2 separate regions of the Homo sapiens genome follow, and region 1 is linked to region 2. A link is a loop called in an ENCODE intact Hi-C map of the cell type or tissue named here. Cell type or tissue: mammary epithelial cell. All regions are shown on one strand. Links, peaks and the distances in the headings refer to the core of each region. The heading gives the core; the rest is flanking DNA.

What was found. Hi-C counts contacts between places; a loop is a spot of excess contacts. Peaks named below come from ENCODE experiments on the same cell type or tissue, not always from the same donor. Only the 100,000 strongest peaks of a DNase experiment are listed, where the experiment ranks them.
Region 1: a loop joins it to region 2, with 4 times the contacts of the local background. A loop is called at or near these places in 84 of 110 quality-filtered maps.

The regions. Positions count from the first base shown.
Region 1 is chr1:150,466,180-150,474,882 of GRCh38, forward strand. RPRD2 (regulation of nuclear pre-mRNA domain containing 2) reads left to right here. Exons shown (of 11, transcript NM_015203.5): 11 at 4,382-8,703. The coding sequence ends at 7,155. Among named protein-coding and RNA genes, the nearest start is that of TARS2, 17 kb to the right of the region's middle. RefSeq lists an enhancer at 6,305-6,817. In mammary epithelial cell, for the core only: no CTCF peak of the experiment used is centred there; no DNase peak of the experiment used is centred there; H3K27ac peaks cover 587 bases.
Region 2 is chr1:150,528,215-150,537,958 of GRCh38, forward strand. FALEC (focally amplified lncRNA regulator of ECM1) reads left to right here. Exons shown (of 6, transcript NR_186305.1): 4 at 4,036-4,179; 5 at 4,443-4,572; 6 at 7,453-8,574. Among named protein-coding and RNA genes, the nearest start is that of ADAMTSL4, 16 kb to the right of the region's middle. RefSeq lists enhancers at 4,516-5,506, 7,122-8,321. In mammary epithelial cell, for the core only: a CTCF peak has its summit at 4,530; DNase peaks (open chromatin) are centred at 977 and 4,227; H3K27ac peaks cover 522 bases.

The sequences.
Region 1 (8,703 bases), core at 1-8,000, 63 kb before region 2:
CATCCTGGCTAACACAGTGAAACCCCGACTCTACTAAAAATACAAAAAATTAGCCGGGCGTGGTGGCGGGCACCTGTAGTCTTGGCTACTTGGAAGGCTGAGGCAGGAGAATGGTGTGAACCCAGGAGGTGGAGGTTGCAGTGAGCCAAGATTGCCCCACTACACTCCAGCCTGGGCAAAAGAGCAAGACTCTGTCTCAAAAAAAAAAAAAAAAAAAAAATTAGCTGGGCATAGTGGTGCATGCCTGTAGTTCCAGCTACTCAGGGGGCTAAGGCAGGAGGATCACTTGAGCCCAGGAGTTCAAGGCTGCAGTACGCTGTGGTCACCCCACTGTACTCCAACCTAAGTGATGAGACCCTGCCTCAAAAAAAAAAAAAAAAAAATTTCTGAGACATGAATATATCTTTTTTTGTCCTAATGTTTTATAGAGGCTTCATTATTTATTATTTTATTTATTATTTTATTAGAGTCTTAGATGTAGTATTTTTGTTTTCACCTACCTATAATCTCTCTCATTTGACCCTTTCTGTTCAGCTTTACTAATTATGTTTTGTGCATGACACTGCCTGTTTCTAACCTTTTTTCATAAATCTTTCCTACTCTCTACTCTCTTATGCTCCAGATACCAATGAAATCCTTTTTAAGTACCGTAGTATAATTATGAAATGAATTACAAATACCAGGGCAATATATTCAGTGTAGTGATTTACTCTATATCAGTAGTCTCAACCAAAGGCCTCCAGGGAGGACACTTGGCAATATTTGGAGACCTTTTTAGTTGTCTCAACTGGGGTAATGGTAGGGGTGCTACTGCCTCTAGTGAGTAGAGGCCAGGAGGATGCTCCTAAATATCCTACAATGTGTGAGACAGCCCCAACAATAAAGAATTATCTAGCCCAAAGTGTCAGTAGTGCTGAGGTTGAGAAACCCTGCTCTCTATCAAAGGAGTGGTGTAAAACAGTTTCCTAAACTGTTATGTAAGTGGATCATTCAAGCATATTATAGTGAACTTTGTCTGGAGGTGCAGAAGAATTTTGTTACACAGAACTAAATAGTATTAAGTAATAATCCACAGCCCCTATCTATTGGCATCAGCAATAAAGAATTGATGATGACTGCAGCACATGTTGTACTACTAATATCAGGGACAATTTGAGAGTTTGACATGTTTATGCTTTCTCCCTTTTTATTTTTATTTGTTTGTTTGTTTTTGAGACGGGGACTTGCTCTGTTGCCCAGGCTGGAGTGCAGTGGTGTGATCTCGGCTCACTGCAACCTCTGCCTCTCGGGTTCAAGTGATTCTCTTGCCTCAGCCTCTCGAGTAGCTGGTATTACAGGCTCACACCACCATGCCCGGCTAATTTTTGTATTTTTAGTAGACACGGGGTTTCGCCATGTTGGCCAGGCTGGTCTCGAACTCCTGACCTCACGTGATCCACCTGCCTCGACCTCCCAAAGTGCTGGGATTACAGGTGTGAACCACCGTGCCTGGCCGATGTGAAATTTCTGATGAGGCAAAATTTGAACAGAACTAGGTTCCTTATGGAATGTGGAATTCTCTTTGACTTTTAAAAGGATTGTATCTAGCAAGTTAAATAGATGTATTTCCTCGAAGACTGTTAATGAAATCCCAGAACTTTGTTCTGATTGTGTCATCCACAGCCCTAGGTATTGACAGATTTATAACACAAAAGAGAGACTTCAGGCCCGGTGTGGTGGGTCACACCTGTAATTCCAGCACTTTGGGGACGGGTGGATCACCTGAGGTCAGGAGTTCAAGACCAGCCTGGCCAACAGGGTAAACCTGTCTTTCCAAAAAAAAATACAAAAAAATTAGCTGGGCGTGGTGGCTCACAGCTGTAACCCCAACTACTTGGGAGGCTGAGGTAGGAGAATCGCTTGAACCCGGAAGGCAGAGGTTGCAGTGAGCCAGCCTGGGCGACGAGCAAAACTCTGTCTCAAAAAAAGAGAAACTTCAGTGGGCAAAGGAGCAGAGTATGACTTGTTATGATTAAAGAGCAAACTTTTGGCTGGGCGCAGTGGCTCATGCCTGTAATCCTAACACTTTGGGAGGCCACGATGGGAGGATCACTTGAGGCCAGGAGTTTGAGACCAGCCTGGTCAATATAGCAAAACCCCTATCTCTATTGTTTTTAAGAATTTTTAAAAATAATTAAAAAAAAAAAAGATTGGAGAACAGTAATATTTAGTGGTGAGAGACAATTTTACCTATTACCAGAAATCTGAGTAGTATATCTATCTTAAAAAGATGTTCTTTTGAAGAAGTTATCCCAAAATATCTGAAAAATATGCTGAAATATCTTCTAAAAATCATATTACATTATTATATATCACATTCTAGTGTTTGAGGACTTCTGGGTTTTGTGAGAACAGTGATTACTAAGAATTAAATCAGGCTGGGCATGGTGGCTCACGCCTGTAATCTCAGCACTTTGGGAGGCTGAAGTGGGACAATCACTTGAGCCCAAGATTTTGAGATCAGCCTGCGCAACATGGTGAGACCTTGTCTCTACTAAAAATAAAAAAGTTAGCTGGGCATAGTGATGTACACCTGTGGTCCCAGCTACTCAGGAAGCTAAGGCAGATAAATCTTTTGAGCCCAAGAGGTTGAGGTTACAGTGAGCTATGATCGCACCACTGCACTCCAGCCTGGGTGACAGAGCAAGAGCCTGTCTCTTGAAAAAAAAAAAGGAAACTATTAGTAGGGATGAATTATGTGGCTAGGGAACTTTTTTTGGAATGAAACATGCCGATTTTTTTTTTTCTTCAGAAGGATCATAACTAAAGTAAACATTATTTCAGTTGTTTGGATATTACTGAATATTGGATAACAATAAAGACCATCCAACATTATTTAGAAATAAATGGCTTTAAAATGTTACAAGGATGGAGGGGACTTGAAATTCTTTAGGCCAAATCTGTTAGAATATGGGTTAAAATTGAAATTTTGAAGAAATGTTAATTGAAATATCACATGAAGTATTTTCTTTAATCATATAATTACTAAGGAACAATGTTAGTGTATTCAGTGACTAAAAGCTATAAATTTGGGTGAAATGTATATTAAAAATTTTTTTAATTAATTTATTTTTAAATACAGAGACTCACTTTGCCACCCAGGCTGGTGTGCAGTGGCAGAGTCATAGTTAGTTTACTGTAACCTTGAACTGGGCACAAGTGATTCTCCAGCCTCAGCCTCCTGAGTAGCTAGGACTACAGGCATGCACCATCATGCCCAGCTGATTTTTAAATTTTTTTTAGAGACAGAGTCTCTCTGTGTTTCCCAGGCTGGTCTCAAACTCCTGGCCTCAAGCCATCCTCCTGCCTCTGCTGCCCAAAATGCTAGGATTACAGGCATGAGCCACCGTGCCCAGCCAAAAGTCTTCATTTGTGACCAGAAATTGGGTAAATTTTTAAAAATATGATTGAATTTATAGAACCTTCTGTTATCTTTTTGTCAAATATTTTTCTAAAAAATTTTCTACAGGAGCAGTTTGCTTTGTTGAACTTCAGCCTTTGCCCCAAAGAATTCTTTCTCAGTGCTTCTGAGAAAGTTTTGACTGTCAGTGAACACAGTTAAATTCCATCATTGTCAATCTGGACTAAATAATCCTTGGATTTTCCACACTATAAAATGGGGATTGTGTGTTTTCTTGTGAAAGGACCAGTGTCCCTGGTGGTCTGTCTTTGTAAGTCTTTGTGGTGTATGTTTGTTATAGCTACATTTTACAACCAAAACGGATGGTTGAAAGCATTGTTTTTCAAAAAGTAACAACAGTCTACCAAGAGGTGCTTCTTGAAAAAGGTGTTTGCTGTTCAGATAAGTTTCTGAAATTTGCATTTGCCTGTCTCCCGCTTGAAAATAACAATGTATATTAACTTATTAGAGATAATAAGTTTGAAGGTTGAAGGTTGGTTTGAAGGTTGGACAGGAAAGGTAGAACAGATCTGTTTGCATTTAGAGAAACACTTCCACAGATCAAACATTAAGAAATACTGGCTTAAAGTGTTGTTTTAAGAATAACTTTGCCTCCTTTCTTTTCCTGCTTTGCCTAACTTAAACTATGAATGATTCTGACATTAAAATCTCCCCCTTCCTGTTGCCTTTTATTGTGCCATGTTGGGCTGATTTCTGGACTGTACTGGAAACATTTCAGTGATTTGCTCTTTATTGATAAAATAGGCCCTGTATTTTCTGTGACATTTAGCCATTGCTTGTTTGGTCTGGATTCCTTTTGGCCTTACACTTTGTCTATCTGGTTCCCACCAAAATGAATGAGAGTATCTGATTAGCCTACATTGTTTGCATTGTATGATAGGGAGTTGTTCTTTTTAACCCCTCTAATCTTTGTTTCTACAGGCCTGTCATCTTTACTTCAGAGTGTTACTGGGAACCCAGTTCCAGCCAGTGAAGCTGCCTCACAGAGCACTTCAGCCTCCCCTGCCAACACCACAGTCTCTACCATAAAGGGAAGAAATCTGCCCTCCAGTGCCCAACCTTTTATTCCCAAAAGCTTCAACTATTCTCCTAACTCATCAACTTCTGAAGTCTCTTCAACTTCAGCCAGCAAGGCCTCAATTGGGCAAAGCCCAGGGCTCCCAAGCACTACTTTTAAACTACCTTCCAACTCTTTGGGGTTTACAGCTACCCACAATACTAGCCCTGCTGCCCCACCTACTGAAGTTACCATCTGCCAATCTTCAGAGGTCTCCAAGCCAAAGCTGGAGTCAGAGTCCACCTCCCCAAGCCTGGAAATGAAGATTCACAACTTCTTAAAAGGTAATCCTGGTTTCAGTGGCTTAAACTTAAACATCCCAATCCTGAGCAGTTTGGGGTCCAGCGCCCCATCAGAGAGCCATCCCTCAGACTTCCAGCGTGGCCCTACTAGCACCTCAATCGACAACATTGATGGAACCCCTGTACGGGATGAACGGAGTGGGACACCCACCCAGGATGAGATGATGGACAAGCCCACATCCAGCAGTGTAGATACTATGTCCCTGCTTTCTAAGATCATTAGCCCTGGTTCCTCAACACCCAGCAGTACAAGATCACCACCCCCTGGGAGAGATGAAAGCTACCCCCGAGAGCTCTCCAATTCTGTATCTACATATCGACCCTTTGGTCTGGGCAGTGAATCTCCCTATAAGCAGCCTTCTGATGGAATGGAGAGACCATCTTCCCTGATGGACTCTTCACAGGAAAAGTTCTACCCAGATACTTCTTTCCAAGAAGATGAGGATTACCGAGATTTTGAGTATTCAGGGCCTCCACCCTCTGCCATGATGAACCTAGAGAAGAAACCAGCCAAATCTATCCTGAAATCAAGCAAGCTGTCTGATACCACCGAGTACCAGCCAATTCTGTCCAGTTATAGCCACAGAGCCCAAGAATTTGGGGTAAAGTCTGCCTTCCCTCCATCTGTAAGGGCCCTCCTGGACTCTAGTGAGAACTGTGACCGTCTCTCATCTTCCCCTGGGCTATTTGGTGCCTTCAGCGTAAGAGGGAATGAACCTGGGTCTGACCGGTCACCATCACCGAGTAAGAATGATTCATTTTTCACCCCTGACTCCAACCACAATAGCTTGTCTCAATCTACCACTGGGCATCTCAGTTTGCCACAGAAGCAGTACCCAGACTCTCCTCACCCAGTCCCACATCGTTCCCTTTTCTCTCCGCAGAACACCCTTGCCGCTCCCACGGGTCACCCACCCACGTCAGGCGTGGAGAAAGTCCTGGCCTCCACCATTTCCACCACGTCGACGATTGAATTTAAGAATATGCTTAAAAACGCCTCACGTAAGCCCTCAGATGATAAGCATTTTGGCCAGGCTCCCAGCAAGGGCACTCCAAGTGATGGTGTCAGTCTCTCAAACCTCACCCAACCCAGCTTGACCGCCACTGATCAGCAGCAACAAGAAGAGCACTACCGCATAGAAACCCGCGTCTCCTCCTCCTGCTTAGACTTGCCTGATAGCACAGAAGAAAAGGGGGCCCCTATAGAAACCTTGGGTTATCACAGTGCATCCAATAGGAGGATGTCAGGGGAGCCGATCCAGACCGTAGAGTCCATCCGAGTTCCTGGGAAGGGAAATAGAGGACATGGGCGTGAGGCTTCAAGGGTGGGTTGGTTTGATCTGAGCACATCAGGTAGCTCTTTTGACAATGGCCCTTCAAGTGCCTCTGAGTTGGCATCCCTTGGGGGTGGGGGCAGCGGAGGCCTCACTGGCTTTAAAACAGCACCATACAAGGAACGGGCACCTCAATTTCAGGAGAGTGTCGGCAGCTTTCGTTCCAACAGTTTCAACTCAACATTTGAGCATCATCTTCCCCCATCCCCCTTGGAACATGGGACACCCTTCCAGAGAGAGCCAGTGGGGCCATCATCTGCCCCACCTGTCCCTCCTAAGGATCATGGTGGTATCTTCTCTCGAGATGCACCCACTCATCTACCCTCTGTGGATCTTTCGAACCCCTTCACAAAGGAGGCAGCCCTGGCCCATGCTGCCCCACCCCCTCCTCCTGGAGAGCACAGTGGAATTCCTTTCCCTACCCCACCTCCTCCTCCCCCTCCTGGGGAACATAGCAGCAGTGGTGGGAGTGGTGTCCCCTTTTCTACTCCACCCCCTCCTCCACCCCCTGTTGACCACTCTGGAGTTGTACCCTTCCCAGCCCCACCACTGGCAGAGCACGGAGTGGCAGGGGCTGTGGCAGTATTTCCCAAGGACCATAGTTCCCTCCTTCAAGGGACCCTGGCTGAGCATTTTGGGGTACTCCCAGGACCCAGGGACCACGGGGGCCCCACCCAACGGGACCTCAACGGCCCTGGCCTTAGCCGTGTACGAGAGAGCCTCACCCTACCCTCCCATTCTCTGGAACACCTGGGCCCACCCCATGGAGGAGGAGGTGGGGGAGGCAGCAACAGCAGCAGTGGCCCCCCCTTGGGTCCCTCACACAGAGACACCATCAGCCGGAGTGGTATAATCTTACGGAGTCCCCGGCCAGACTTTCGGCCTAGGGAACCTTTTCTCAGCAGAGACCCATTTCACAGTTTAAAGAGACCCAGGCCACCTTTTGCTAGGGGCCCTCCGTTCTTTGCACCAAAACGCCCATTCTTCCCTCCCAGGTACTGATGGAAACCAAGGGAAAGGCATTTTGAACAGTCTAGAGAACATTGGAAGTAGGAGTTTGGTTTATTGTTGTTGTTTTTATTTGTTTTCTCTTTCTCGATTTTTTTTTTATTATAACAAAGGGCCTCTCTTCCAAAGTAAGAAATCACATACGCTTACGTTTTACTATTCAATTCAATCCTCCCTCCCATTGCACTTATCTACCTTCCCCAAGTTGTTTGTATTAAAAAAAAAAAAAAAAAAAAAAAGTAAAGAAACACAACCAAAGCCATTTCATTTGGCTGGGGGGTTGGGGAGTGGGGAGGAAAACAATCTTTATTTTACCCCATCTATTGAAGAGTATTATTACATTTGAAATAAAACTTCCATCAGTACAGATAACCACATGTGCAATGTTGGGATGTTATTTTGGGCTTGGCTTATCGAGTAGTCAATGGAAGGATTCCCGTCCCCTCTCTCGGCAGCTTAGTAACTGCTGTAGCCAGCTCGGCTCCCTTCCCTGTGTATCTGTGTCCTGCTAACAGCCAAGAGATGTTGCAAGGGAGGAAATGTGAGAGACCTTGAACCTGTCAGGTTTATTTGTTTTGTTTTTAAAGGCATGTTGAAGTTTAGTTCTTTACCCTTCTCCTAAAATCTTTTTTTAATCAGCCTCAAGGTTAAAATAAGGAGTGACTACAGTATGTAAAATAAGGAAAGGAAGCATTAATGGTGTGATGTGACCTGCCTGTTTTTTTGTAAACAAGAGAATAGGAAATGTTTTCAAGGTAGTTTCACATGTCTTGCACCAAGCTCATGCCTCTTGCTTTTCCTTTTTGACTTTATCTCCCTCAGTTTTTCTTCTGCTGTGGCCAGAAAGACAGTCACTACAGTTGACTATTGATACAAAGGTGCAACAGAAATATTATCCCTGCATTTTTAAATATAAGAAGTAGACATTAATTTTACCATGGTGCCTCCCTAATGTAAGTGATATTTATTGGTGGTTTTCAACAAAGGTTAACTATTAAAGAAAGAAATATTTGTCTTTATCTTCCTTTTCCCCTTGCCTCAGTCGTGTTATTCACCCCTATTCTTGATATTTTAAAGGAGGAGATTCAGTAGCATTTTCCTTTATATTATACACATGTGTCTATCCCATTTCAAGGCTCAAGTCTTACCCCCACCTCTCGCTCCCAATAGGAAATAAAGACCATTTCTGCCCTTAGTTGTTTTACATGCAAGATAAGTGCTTTCCTTCTCCCTGGACTGAAAGACTTGTTTGTATTTCTACATCTAGTACTTGGGAAATAGACAATCACTGTACTTTGAGTGTTTATATCTTTATATCTAGGGACACTGAAAAGTAAATGTTGCTTTACTACAATTTTTTTTTAATTTAGTGTCTTACCCCAAGGCATACTCAACTGATAATCTCCAGCTAGATGAGTAAAACAGTATGTGTTTAGTTTTCCAGAGAATTCTGGCAAGTTTCATATTTTCTTCCAAGTTAGTATAGAACTAACTATAGGAAGTATGGGGTTGCTTTTTCCTCCAGTAGAATATTAAAGATGG
Region 2 (9,744 bases), core at 924-8,923:
GATGATGTTATATAAGGAAGGCACAGTTGATTCTGTGGCAACATCTTATAACTGAGAGAGAAGTGAAGAAAATTGCAAAGATGTCAACTCCTGCTTCTTGATATTGTGAAGCCTCTTAAAAACTTTGGAACTTTTTGCTTCTGGGCTTCTTGAGGAAACAGTCAACATCCTTATGGTTTTGCTGTTAGTCAGGTTTTCTGTTATGTGTAGGCCAAAGCATTCCTAGCCGACATGTCATCCCTGAAGTCTCAGCTTTAAATGTCATTCCTCAGGGAGACCTTCCTGAAACCCCCAGATCAACACATTCTGTAACACTCCCCACTGTCCCTGAGTGGTCCTCATCACACTTGTAATTATTATTACTATTAATTTTTTTTTTTTTTTTGAGATGGAGTCTCACTCTGTCGCCCAGGCTGGAGTGCAGTGGTGCAATCTCGGTTCACTGCAAGCTCCGCCTCCCAGGTTCACGCCATTCTCCTGCCTCAGCCTCCCGAGTAGTAACTGGGACTACAGGTGCCCACCACCACGCCCAGCTAATTTTCTTTCGTATTTTTAGTACAGATGGGATTTCACCATGTTAGCCAGGATGGTCTCAATCTCCTGACCTCTTGATCCGTCTGCTTCGGCCTCCCAAAGTGCTGGGATTACAGGCGTGAGCCACTGCGCCTGGCACTTGTAATTATTAATATTTATTGAATGATGGTCTTTGTCTCAGGGCTATTTGCTCCACCAGAGCAGAGACTATGACAGGCATCCCAGAGCCTAGCCCAATGACAGGCACAGGAGCCACTAAATAAATAGCAAAAAAAAAAAAAAAAAAAAAAATCAAAGGATCTAGAGCACAGGTGGAGGGAGAAGCAGGATAAATCCGTGAAAGGTGTGAATTGAAATATGTGCAGCTGGGCTTCTGCTATCACATGGAAACTTTAAAGCTTAATGAATCATTAAAGAAGGGTTGGAATGACCATTGTGGGAACGGGGTGTGAGTGTTTATCTGGTACAGTAAGAGCTGCCAAGTAGTGTTAAAGGCCCAGCTGGGATTAGAAACCATACGTGTGCATTGGCAGAAACCAGCAGAATTAGAAGATTTCCTCCAGCAGCGTTCAGCCATCTGAGTGTGGGAGAGAAGCTGGGTAATTAGGTCAGCCCCAAAATGGGGGCTTGGTGGGCAGGCTGCTGCCTTTTGTTCCTTTCTCAGATGAAGTAAATGAAAATAGATGTGGAATTTTGTTTTCCTTGTCCCCAAAATGAAACCTTGTAGAACTCAAAGGCTTGCCCTTTGGCCCTAGACTGGAGCCAAAAAGGCTGAAGCATTTACCCCAAACGTCTTCCCCTATGGCCTGCTTGCCTAGCAGGGCCCATGGAAAGATTTGTGGGGATCTGTGATTTTTTTTTTTTTTTGAGGTGGAGTCTCGCTCTGTCACCCAGGCTGGAGTGCAGTGGCGCCATCTCGGCTCACTGCAAGCTCCGCCTCCCGGGTTCACGCCATTCTCCTGCCTCAGTCTCCCGAGTAGCTGGGACTACAGGCGCCTGCCACCACGCCCGGCTAATTTTTTGTATTTTTAGTAGAGACGGGGTTTTCCCATGTTGGCCAGGATGGTCTCGATCTCCTGACCTCATGATCCGCCCACCTCAGCCTCCCAAAGTGCTGGGATTACAGGGGTGAGCCACCGCGCCCAGCCTGTGAATTTCTTAAAGTATGCAAAATGCGGTGTGTCTGTGTGTGTGCATTTTTCTGGGGCGAGTATCTGTAGCTTACATCAAATTCTTTAAAGGGTGATCCAGAAAGACAAGAGCCCCTAACTTGGGTCAGCTCTTGGATCCACTGCTGTGGATCAGGGCCTGACTGATGGGCAGTTACATCCCTGCCTATTGACAAGGGGCAGTGTGGCACAGAGGTAGATGTGCAGGGGCCTGGACTGCACCACCTCAGGGAAGCTACTTAGCTCCTCAGTTTTCTCTTCTGTAAAATGGGAATGATAATCCCAGTTCCTTATTTCAGAGGGCTGTGAAGATTAAGTTAGATAATACATGCAAATGCTGAGGCCATGCTGGGTACTTAGTAACGGCTGGGTACTTACTAATAGGACGCACATTTAAGAACAAAGACTTTGAATCGGGAGGCAGCAGCTGGGGGAGCACAGTTACAGACAATTTTTTTGCTAAGCACAACATCTGATCATTCTCTCCCCTCTGATACTGTGTGGTCCCATGCAGGTTCCTTAATCACTGCCTCAGTTTCCTTATCTGTAAAATGGAGATGATAACAGTAACTGCCTCATGGTTTGCAGGGACTCTCTGAGGCCGGTGCTCACTAAGTGCTGGTTATTATTGCGATTTTTACTGCCCAGGGCCCAAATTCAGGCTCCTCATCTTGATAAGAAAGGCTCTTCCCACCAGGCCTTGCCCCGCACTGAAGCCGTCACAACCCAGCAGGCACCTTCACACTGTCTCCAGTGTCCAGTGGCTCTACGGGCCGAAGCACTGAGCACAGAAGAGAGCGAGTGACCAAACGGAGGCCCGCAACACCCGCGCCCTTCCTCAGAGTATTCCCTTCCAAGAGTGCCCTCGCCCTTCCCTTCCCAATTTCCATCTATAGATATCCAGCTTTTGGTTCAAAGCGGAACTCCAGAAACCACACTGTCCATAACGCCTTCCTAATTCCTCTCATCAGAAGCCCCTGTTCTGAGCCAGTCATGTGGCATATGCAGTTCTCAGGAACAACACACCTCAGTTCCCTAACTGCACTGCAGCCTCTGGGGACAGGCCTGGCCCCATCCTGTTCTTTTTACCACATCTGTCACCATCTTTGCACAGAGAATACCTTTGGTAGAGAGCTCTTGAACAAAGGAAATGAAATACTCAATGATTCCACTATTCCAAGGCATTCACACATCTAAGGGAAGGGAGAAAGAATCCCCAAATGACTGATCTGTACACTAAGAAACTGATTATACAAATGAACAATGGCCAGACCATATATTAAAATACAACTCTAGGCTGGGCACAGTGGCTCATGCCTGTAATCCCAGCACTTTGGGAGGCCGAGGTGGGCGGATCATCCGAGGTCGGGAGTTAGAGACCAGCCTGACCAACATGGAGAAATCCCGTCTCTACTAAAAATATAAAATTAGCCTGTAATCCCAGCTACTCTGGAGGCTGAGGCAGGAGAATTGCTTGAACCTGGGAGGCGGAGGTTGCCGTGAGCCGGGATCTCGCCACTGCACTCCAGCCTGGGCAACAAGAGCAAAACTCCATCTCAAGAAAAAAAAAAATACAACTCTCACCCACAGCCTGCGGTCACTTGCTGGGGAAACTAACTCATTATCTGCAACAATTAACCTGGGAGGTCTTCCTGCTCTAAATCAGGCCTGCAAGAAGCCAGATTGCTATCTCTAGTGACAATCCAGGAAGCTAAACAATAACCAATAATGTCTGTAACAATCAGCCCCAAATGGCCAGAATTTGATTAGTAACTGACAGTTTCCTTAATTTTGTCCTCACTTTAGGACCAACCAGGGAAAGCCAAAAATGCACCCCTAACCAAGCACACAGGATGCCCTGCTTCTAGTTAGCCCATGCACGGGCAGCTTCCCCACACCAACAGCCTCCAATCAGGGCACACCTGAAGCCTTCACTTTCCTCAGCTATAAAGGTGTCCCACTCCTCTGCCTGCCTTCGAAGCTCCGTCAAAATGCAAGTGCAGATGGCTGACACCCTTGCTCTGTCGCCCAGGCTGGAGTGCAGTGGCACGATCTTGGCTCACTGCAAGCTCCGCCTCCCGGGTTCACGCCATTCTCCTGCCTCTCAGCCTCCCGAGTAGCTGGGACTACAGGTGCCCACCACCACGCCCAGCTAATTTTTTTGTATTTTTAGTAGAGACAGGGTTTCACCATGTTAGCCAGGATGGTCTTGATCTCCTGACCTCCTGATCCACCTGCCTCGGCCTCCCAAAGTGCTGGGATTACAGGCATGAGCCACCGCACCCGGCCAGCCTTTGCTTTTTTAAAGTTGGTTTTCCTTTATTTCCACAAGACCCAGGAACGAAAGCGCAGGGAGCAGAGGCTGGACCGTCCTCTGTCAGTTCCCTCGTTCCCCTGGAGTGGAGCTCTGAGCCCTGGGACCACAGAGTTGGCTGTTACACTGGAAACACTGATCAGACCTTTGGACTCAGCTGAGGTAAGGCTGGAGAAGCCAATTGACTCAGATGAAATACCCCAGGCATAAAATCACAAAAGAGTTTTTGTTAGATGCTGGTTGGGAGGGAGTGGCTCCAGAGATCTGGGAAAAGAGCAGGCCGGCCGGCAATAGAGACATGAGGGAAAGGCAGGAACTTTGCCTAGAATGGGGGCCAGGGGTTGCCAGCACCCGCCTTGGTGGGACAGAGAATTGAGTCAAGATTCTTATCTCACCTCCACTATGATCCTTTTTTCATTCCACAGATATTCACTGAGTGCATAGTGTGTGCGCCAGGCCCTGTTCTGGGAGATGACAGGCAAGGCCACTGACTTCGTGGAGCTCGCCCCCTAACGGTGAAGACAAACAGTGACTGACTAAGGAAAAAAAAAAAAGGTAATTTCAGAAGTGGCAAGTGCCCTGAGCAAAATAAACTAAGATGGTGCAACAGAGAAAAAGGGTGCTGGGGGGTGGGGACACATGCCCCTTTCTAATGCTGCTTCTTGGAGGAAGGTATCTGTGCTGACACCCTAGCAGCCAGGAGCCAGCAGTGCAACTAGAGAGGAAGAGCTTTTCCAGGCATGGGGAACAGCTTCGGCAAAGACCCTGAGGTGGCCCAGGATTGACATGTCCAATAAAGAACAGAGAGGCCAGTGTGGCCAGAGTAGCAGTAATAGCGTTGGGATGAGGCCAGGGAGGAGGCTCACGCCTGGCCAGGCATGAAGGGCCTTCTTGGCCATGTCAAGAGTTTAGATTTCATTTTATTCAAAAAGGCACTGAATGGCTAGCCTGCCTCAGCCGTTTTTTCAGGGCCTTAGAAGAGCTGCTTTGCCAAGCTCCTGTCAGGATTGCAGCAGAGGGCACCCGTGGGTGTTGAGGGACGGCCTTGAGGGGATGGAGTATAGATCAGCCTCACTGCTGTAAGCCACAACTGAACCCCTTGCTGAGTAGGGCAAGATGGGCCACATCGAGTGTGGAAACTCCGAAACTCTATGCTAAATGTTTTTTGTGTATACCTATCTTAGGAAGAGAACCAGAGCTTTTTTTTTTTTTTTTTTTTTTTGAGATGGAGTCTCACTCTGTTGCCCAGGCTGGAGTGCAGTGGTGCAATCTCTGCTCACTGCAACCTCCGCCTCCCAGGTTCAAGTGATTCTCCTACCTTAGCCTCTTGAGTAGCTGGGACTACAGGTGGTGTGCCACAACACCCGGCTAATTTTTGTATTTTTAGTAGAGATGAGGTTTCGCCATGTTGGCCAGGCTGGTCTCAAACTCCTGACCTCAGGTGATCCACCAGCCTCATCTTCCCAAAGTGTTGGGATTACAGGCATGAGCCACCGTGCCCAGCCTGTTTTTTTCAGATTCTAACTCCTAAGCACTAAGAACCCAGAGCTTTTATCAGCCTCTCAGCAGAGTCTCTGTGACCAAAAAAGATAGAAAAAGGTGAATAATGACACCTGTGCTTCCATATGCATGGGGTATTTTAATAAGGATGTTCAGATGTGGCCTTGGAGGAGGAGAGAGGGAGGCTGGAAGAAGGAGACGTGTCGTGGATCCTGTGTGTGCTTTACCTGTTTTTAAAATCTGGCGTAAAGGACTAACACTGTGGACAAGGATGGCGTGGGGAGAAAGGTGCTGAAGTCTCGGCATGGCAGGAACCTGCAGGGAGGCCCTTCCCATCCTTAACTCAGCCTTCTGGGCCAGGGTGGGGCAGTGACAAACCCAGGGTCAGATCCTAACCCAGGTGGCCCCACCCCACCCCTAACCTGTGCTCACATGCCTCAACTCTGAGGAGCTGGTCCTGGAGAGGTGGGGTGCAGGAGGGCGGCACCTCCCCTGAGCCCAAGGAGGCTGCAGCTGCCCTGCAGGTGTGGGCTGCACTGCTCTGCAAGAGACTCCCTGGAGAGGGATGCCCTTTGTCCAGGCCACTGAAGCCGCTGTCGTCCTCTGAGCATGCCCCAAGCTCTTCTGAGCCCCGCACCTTCATAGAAAGAGGCACCTGGCTGGCCCCAACAGGATCGCTTTGCTCAGACCTGAGTTCTTATGAAGGGTTCAGTCCCAAAGTCTTGGTTGGTCATTTTGCTTTCAGTCAAAGTTCACCTCACTATGCCTGGTATCTGTGCCCCCCCAGCCCCCACTCAGGAGATGGAGGCTGAGATAGAAATGTGCTCTCTAGCCTGGCACAGTGGCTCAAGCCTGTAATCCCAGCACTTTGGGAGGCCAAGGTGGGCGGATCATGAGGTCAGGAAATCGAGACCATCCTGGCCAACATGGTGAAACCCCGTCTGTACTAAAAATACAAAAATTTGCTGGGTGTGGTGGCGCGTGGCTGTAATCCCAGCTACTCAGGAGGCTGAGGCAGGAGAATCGCTTGAACCAGGGAGTTGGAGGTTGCAGTGAGCTGAGATCATGCCACTGCACTCCAGCCTGGCAACAGAGCAAGACTCTGTCTCAAAAAAAAAAAAAAAAAAATGTCCTCTCTAACTCTCTCCAGAATCTTGGCTGGAATTGACTTTGCCTCCCCACAAATAGGCTCTGGCCTGGCCTTCAGGACCCACCTGTTCTCAGCAATCAGCCAGCCCCTCCTGGTGTTCAGATCCCCAGTAATCTGGGTCCACGAGCCGGGGAACAGAGTTGACTGGTGATGACAGGTCCCTGGCAGGATGCAAAGCGGCTGAGGGCCTCCTGGGCCAGCACTTGGGTAAACCAAAGTGCTGCTCTCCTCTGCTTGAGAACAATTGGGACTGTTGCATAGCTTCCTCCTGAGGCCTTCGAAATGGCTTCCTCTGAGGGATAAGAGCACAGTCACCCAAACTTGTGTTGACAAACAGTATTTTTATGCCAAATCTTCTAACTTGATTTTTTTTTCTTTTTGAGACCGAGTCTCACTCTGTTATCCAGGCTGGAGTGCGGTGGCGCAATCTCAGCTCACTGCAACCTCCGCCTCCCAGGTTCAAGCAATTCTCCTGCCTCAGCCTCCCAAGTAGCTGGGATTACAGGCGCCCGCCACCACGCCTGGCTAATTTTTGTATTTTTAGTGGAGACAGAGTTTCACCATGTTGGTCAGGCTGATCTCGAACTCGTGAGCTCATGCGATTTGCCAGCCTTGGCCTCCCAAATTGCTGGGATTACACGCGTGAGCCACCGCGCCCAGGCTCAAATCTTCTAACTCTAAATTAAATAGTAATACAAATAGCCAATATGTGTGTGGGACTTATGGTGGGCCAGGCACTGTTCAGTTACGGGCTTTATGTGCATCTTTTCATTTAAACTCCACAGAACCCTGACGCTTGGCATGGTCCATGGCCCCCTCCACACAGCCAGTTGGCCAGGGAGCCGAGGCAGCCTGTAAACGCTCTGCCTGGAGCTGCTCGTAAACAAAAACAGAGTGATCCACAAAAGGGCCCCAGAGTCTGGCACTGAATGGAATCCTACCTTCGGTCCAGCAACTGGAGAACGAAAGTCCACATCCTGATGACTGGTTCTGCACCTGGGGCTTAGAGCACATAGCAAGGGGCTGAGAAGCAGCCACCACATAATCAGTGACTGCAATTTCATCACACAGTCCTCCATGCCAGGCCCTGTGGGGAAACCAAGATATGTAAGGCAAGCCCTGCTCTTCGGAATTTCTAATCTCAGTACTGAAAAGTTAATAACATAAGGACGCAGCCTATCTGTGGTAACACCATGGCATGAGCTGTGTGGATTCCAAGTGCTGAATGAAGCTGGAAGGGCAGAGGTCACATCGGGCCAGTATGTGCTTCTTGGAAGAGGTGGCATTTGAGTCACTTGAAGAATGAGCAGGAGATGAGGGATGGGAAGGAGAAGGCATTCCTGGGATGCCATGAGCAAAGTGTCACAGTTTTGCATTGATCACTGTCATCCATGTAAGAGCAAGGACAGCTCAGGCAGGTGGTGGCCATAGAATGGAGGTGGACACATAAATATGTGGAGAAAGAAGGAAGTCTTTGGGTTAAAAGGCCAAGACTTGACACCTGTGAGGACCTGGAATCTAACCCTGTGTTTGTCTGTAAACCCAAGGCAAGTCACCCTTCTTCCGAGGCACAGTTTCTTCACCTGTAAAATGAAGGGACTGGGCAAGACGGTTTCTAAAGTTCCTAGGGCCAGGTGCAGTGGCTCACGCCTATCTTCACAATACTTTGGGAGGCTGATGCAGAAGGATCACTGGAGCTCCCTCAAGACCAGCCTGGGGAACACAGGAAGAACCTTGTCTCTACAAAAAATTAAAAATATTAGCTGGACATGGTGGCAGGACCTGTGGTTCCAGCTACTCAGGAGGCTGAGTGGGGAGGATATTTTGAACCTGGGAGGTCGAGGCTGCAGTGAGCTGTGATCACACCACTGCACTTCAGCCTGGGCAATAAATAAATAAACAAGTAACAAAGTTCCTTACTACTTTAGAATCAGGGTAGAAAGGAGTGAAGATGACTTTAGGATTTTGAAGAACAGGCCCAGCAGCAGGAGGTGAGGAGTCTGGAGAACAGCAGATCTGGGGAGAGGCCTTCAGCTTTAGATAAAATGCGTGGACCCCTTCACGACTCTTCCTTCTGCTGGGGTCCTCCAGCGCTGCCACAGGCTGACCCGTTCTCAGACTTGCATGGGACGTGTGTTGCCTCCCTACGTCTCTCCCTGAGATGTGAGCCTGGCTACATCAAGGCCAGAGCAATGAGAGGCAGTGGCCCTTGCCCCAGCTTTTCCCCAATGAGGAAGCACCATCATCACCAACACCATCTTGCCACGATAGCACTGGAGAGCCTGCAGGTGAAGGTGGGGATCCCCTAAATTCACAATTAAGTTCCTTTACCCCAGGGAAATGGGCACTGGAAACAGAAACAGGCTGTTATTGAGAAATCAATTAACATATGGTCCCTGCATACTTCTGTTTGAGGGCCCCAATTAGCTCATACCTGGTTCACAGGCAAACTTTCCAACAAACGGGGCAGATCTCATACTGGGTGTGTATAAGAGCCCCTGTGGAGGCTGGGCACAGTGACTCACAACTGTAATCCCAGCACTTTGGGAGGCCAAGGCGGGAGGATCGCTTGAGCCCAGGAGATCCAGGCTGCAGTGAGCTGAGGTCATGCCACCGCACTCCAGCCTGGGTGACAGACACCCTGTCCCAAAAAATAAAGAAGAACCCCTGTGGAGCTCATGAACAGGACCACCCAGAGGAGGGGACCAGGCACCTTTATTTTCATAACCTCCCAGGCAATTGTTAGGCACACTAAAGTGAGAGACTCTTTGGGGAGGATAGAGCTGCCCAGAGGGTTTGGGCTGGGAGAGCGGTGGGGCAGGGGCCCTCCCAAGAGGCAACAGGCTCCTCAGAGTGAGACTGAGCTGTCTCTCCACAGAGGGCAGGGGAGGGAGGGTGGCCCTGGGCAGAGGGGCTGAAGCTGGAGAGGCAGTGGAGGCCGGAGGGCACAGGCTTTGCGGCTGAGCAAGGGGCCAGGGCCAGATCCTGAAGCTGACGGGACAGGGGGCGCTGTGAGCAGGGACGGGAGGCCTTTCTGAGGCAGGAAAATCACTTGAACCCAGGAGGCGGAGGTTGCA